2 separate regions of the Homo sapiens genome follow, and region 1 is linked to region 2. The links are chromatin loops, found by intact Hi-C in ENCODE. Cell type or tissue: MCF 10A. All regions are shown on one strand.

Region 1 (2,500 bases), 170 kb after region 2:
GAGAAGGTCACAGTCTGATCTTCAAATCCTCCACCCACACCAGTGCTTGTGGAGAAACCCATTGTCAACATATGCTAGTTACCATGAAGAATTCCCTCATTTCTATCCATTGCACTCCTTCAGTTTCCCAGTGCTCTCTTCTCATGTCTACGCCTAGCTGAGGCACAGAAATGTGCATCACACGGTCAATCATTCCATCTTCCCAGACATACTCAATAGCCATAATCCATGTGGGTTTTGCCACCTCCAGAGGACTCTCTAACCCTAGAAGCCAAGTCCAGATATCCTCTACTCTTGGGTTCCCCAAATATATGTTAAGATTTATCATTCCCTACACAGTCTGTATAGGAATCAAGATGCACAGGAAAGTTGAAGGATGATAGGGCTCTTCTAGCCTGTCTGCTAAAAACTGTATAGACGAAAACAATTGTTTAATATTTTAAAAATATTGAGTCACATTGCCATTTGCTGTTTGACAACTTAGTTATCCCTTCACTTTTATCTACTCAAACTTCTACTCTAGCACACCGTGGCATCATTCAGCTGTCACTTGGCATTAACATTCATATTCATATACAATCTGCCTATTTTTCTCACGAACACATAGCAAACTCGGGCACTGAAATCAAGTGGAAATATTCTACCATATTTCCATAAAAATAATGCAGACATATAAATAATCTAGAATATTCATTTGTTGAAGAGGAGGGATGGCGTGAGTTTGGATTCCAAATGAAAATATATTATCTGAAAAATTTTATAAAGAACTCTCAGGGGTCTAAGAATACATGTTTTAGTCTCAGGAGGCTGGGAACTCCACTTTGAAAAAACATAGAATTACAACAACCTTCTCTTTTTTCAACCCACTTTCATGAAAAGAGATAAGTTCAAGACTGGTAAGTGGTTTTTAGTTTGATTATCTTTTAGTTTTACTTTCAGATGACATTTTGTGGACATATATTACATCATCAGTGAGACACTTCCAGTTATCCCTGCCATATGTCTTACTTCAGGGAAAGACCATTCTTAGTTTCTGCAAACCTACCCAGTGTTATTGCCTGTTTCCTGACCTCTGCCTGGAAAGCATAGTGTTTGATCCTTTTCTCCATGCAGTGCAAATTCTTATTAATTTTAGCATTTTACTTTTTTCTGCTATTATTCCTCAGTTTTTGTCAAACTCATTTTTACCTTCTGTCCATAAATTGCATTTGTTTAGCCCAGGTTTCTCTTCTCCACAATTAGAAATTTTGGTTAAAGAGTCTGGGAATCATATGGCCAATATGCACAAAGGTGAACTTGTGATTAACGCCCTCTGGTGTATAAAAGGGAAAATATATAACATTAATTAAAGCTTTGAGAAAACTTCAGAAAACTTTGCTAAGTGTCTTTAATCTAATTCTGCCATTTAATTAATGAAAATCTATTGCCCTAGGTGCTGATATGGTATGTAAGATAATCAAGGAGTAAAACAATGTTTGCTGTTTATCTTATCTGTGTACTGCAAGCACTGGAATCTTGGCAAGTTATTTGTTGGATTCTGGTCTTTCAGATATCCTTTGATAACAATGCCAAAAGGTAGGTACTTTTTAACTTGAGTGTTCTTAAAGATAACAGAAAAACTTAGTTTCGGATTACTTCCCTCCTACCCTTGGTACATCTTTAAGCACCAAGTATATGTTTAATAAGTATTTCTACATATTAAGGCAGTGAACTGCCAAATATTGAAAAAGGCACTCCTGGCTTTCAAGGAGTTCATAGTATAATAAACTAGTAGGCAATGCAAAAGTTATTTATTCATTAATTTACTAAATACACATACTCTTACACACAAACATACATGCACTCGCGCACTGATATGGTTTGGATCTGTGTTCCCGCACAAATCTCATGTCAAATTTAATATCTGATGTTAGAGGTAGGACCTAGGGGTAGCTGAGTAGATCATGGGTGCAGTTTCTAATGGTTTAGCACTACCCTCCTTGGTGCTGTCATTGCAATAGTGAGATCTGGCTGTTTGGAAGTGTTAGCACCTACTCCCTCTATCTCTTGCTCCTACTCTGTCTATGTAAGATGTGCCTGTTTCCCCTTGGCCTTCCATCACGATTTTAAGTTTCCTGAGAACTCCCAAGAAGCTGTGCAGATGCCAGCATCATGTTTCATATACAGCCGGCAGAACCTTGAGCGAATTAAACCCTTTTTCTTTATACATTACCCAATCTCGGGCATTTCTTTATAACAATGCAAGAATGGACTAATACACGCACACAGCATTTACAATATGTTAGTCAGTATTCTAAACCCTTTAAAAATAATTTAAGTCTCATAACAATCCTATATGGTAATTACTATTATCTCCATCTTGGTGAAGTGGTTTATTCAAGGTCATACCATTATTAGTGGAGGAGTTGGATTTGAACCCAGAGAATCTAGCTCCAGAACACTTGCCACATACGCTGCCTCCAATGTTTCCCCGAAGTGTATTTTTACAAAAAGTGTTCAA
Region 2 (2,500 bases):
TTCTTTACACTGGGACCTGAAAAGTTACTTTTATTATTATATATTATACCATCATTATTATTATTTCTAAAATAATAATATGACATTACATTACTAGCTTGAGTCTCATCACTTCCAAATGTGATCTTGTGCTGGCTTTCATGGAGGAATTCTAGAAGAGTAGCTTGTCAAAGGAGCAAATTTCTAGTATTCCCAAAACTGAGTGATGCAATTATTATTTTCCACCTGCTAACTTCCCAGAATATCAACATTTCTTAGCATTGAGCTTACTCTGGGCCATTTCCTACAGATGTAAACTTTTCTCAAAAAAGCCCTTATAAAAATATAATTATACAAGTTCATCGAACACTGTGGAGAAAGAAAGAGGTGGGTTTGACACCCAGACATAGCCTATGAGACACAATGGAATGAAAACATTTATTCAATTTTTAAATTTTTAAAAATCTAGTAAAGATGATTTTTAAATGTAAAGGAATAAAACAAAGAAATAATTCCTGGGAGATAAGTAAAGCAAGTGAAAAGAACACCAAACTATAGATCAAGGATCAAAGGTTTAAGTCCCACTTGAATATATGACTCCTATTATTTTTCAAAACACATTTATTGAAGTTTAATTCATAAACAATAAAACTCACCTTTTAATGTACAATTCTATGAGTTTTGACAATGCAATCACCACCATAATTAAAATACGGAACATTTCCATCGTACCAAAAACTTCTTTCATGCCTCTTTATAGTCAAACCTTCCTTTGGGTTGACTATAAACAATTCACAATTTCTAGTTTTTTGTGATCCAATCCTCCTTGTAGTTTTGTTGAGCTAATATCAGCTGCTTTGTCTTCTCTGTGTTTCAGTTGGCCCCTTCCCCGCCAACCACTGAAGAATAAGACACTGTCGTTTCCAGTGCAACAGCTTTGAGTCCAACATCTATATAAGTTACTCTTTTCGCTGAAATTCAGTGTCACTTTACAGTCTATAAATTGATTGTATTTTTGTGTCTTATCTGAGAAATTACTTGTGAACCCAAGATCACAAACATTTACTATGTAGTCATCTAGAAATTTTAGGCTTTATATTTAGATCCATTCTGAGGAGTTAGTTTTTGTACATGCATCTATATCCAAGATTGTTTGCATGAGGTATAAATTATGGGTCTTTTTTGCATGTGGATATTCAGTTATGTGTACATTATTTTTGGAAAAGACTATGCTAACATATTGTCATTTGACACTGGCAGTTACCTGGGACCTCAGCTGGTGTTGTCTACCATACCAGTGGTATGTGGGCTCTTCATTTGTTCTGGGCTTCCTTCCAACAAGCTTGTGACAATGTAGTCAGACTACTTATGCAACAGCTTAGGGCTCCAAGAGCGAGTGCTCCAGCCAAGAAGGCAAAAGCTGCATCACCATTTATGCCTTAGTCATAGCATCACTTCTGCTATACTCTATTGGCTCATGTGGCTACAAGCCCACCCAGATTCAAAAGAATGAATAAGAGGACAGAGGAGGCCACACTGAAGAAAAGCATGCAGAAGATTAATATTATTGGGGACTTCTTTAGAAAATACAATCTGCTACATCGAGCCCTTTTAATTTTATTATGCTTAATCCGAGAAAGTCACTGGAAGTTGTCCTACTTCCAAAGTCTTACAAAAGTGGCTTTTTGGATTCCTGGACAACATGAACTTCCATGAGGCAATATTAGCCTTGGGGGAAAAAATAGACTTATTGACTTGACTGAATCCTGGCAGGAGGACAAGATAGCTCAGAAAAAGTACACCTTAATTCTATTTTCCTTTGGGTGCCTGTATATGGTCACAGAATTTTACATTCCCCTGAGGTATTAGAGATGTGAAGACTGAGAAAGGAATAGGAGAGGAATACCTTAGAGATGCCACTATTTTTCTGTTGGCACCCCTCCCCCAATATCCCATGGCTGAGAAAAGGGATATGACCCTGAGGGTTTGGGTCCTGGTCTTTTCCTTCACATGAATATGTAGCTTGGACACAGGACTATAAACCTGGATCTGTCATCTCTCACTGTTCAGAAGAGCAGACAGTACAATGAGATACATGCACTTTAAAAATGGCTGTCTTCTTCCACATAGGTTAAACCCATATTCTTTTACTTTTTTTTTTTTTTTAGAAAAAGGAAAACTAATAGGATAATCAAATATCCGAGTAGAGACTGTCAAAGCTTACTAAGAAAGAAAGAGTAATATAAATTAGCCTTGGGATTGTCCATAAAAAACAATTCAGTGGAACATATACAATGTCCTTTTTACGGTTTAATCTTTACAGACACACATATTCTTCACTTATGTACTTCTCATAACACAGCCATTTGCTGATATTTGTATTTAATCAAGACTTTCTTCCTAACCTCTGTTATTGGCTACATCTTTGGGGATCACTTTATGGAATGTGGGCAGTCATCATTAGGTATGGTATCCAGGCTCTCGGAGGGCTATTTCTTGCCCTTTTATACCAGTTCACATA

The links. Hi-C counts contacts between places; a loop is a spot of excess contacts. Peaks named below come from ENCODE experiments on the same cell type or tissue, not always from the same donor. Only the 100,000 strongest peaks of a DNase experiment are listed, where the experiment ranks them.
Region 1: it touches region 2 in a loop (3-fold over the local background); 28 of 110 quality-filtered maps call a loop at or near these places.

The regions. Positions count from the first base shown.
Region 1 is chr13:47,597,202-47,599,701 of GRCh38, forward strand. No RefSeq gene overlaps it. Among named protein-coding and RNA genes, the nearest start is that of LINC00562, 330 kb to the right of the region's middle. In MCF 10A, a CTCF peak has its summit at 1,299 (motif pointing left); no DNase peak of the experiment used is centred here.
Region 2 is chr13:47,424,961-47,427,460 of GRCh38, forward strand. No RefSeq gene overlaps it. Among named protein-coding and RNA genes, the nearest start is that of LINC00562, 510 kb to the right of the region's middle. In MCF 10A, no CTCF peak of the experiment used is centred here; a DNase peak (open chromatin) is centred at 1,361.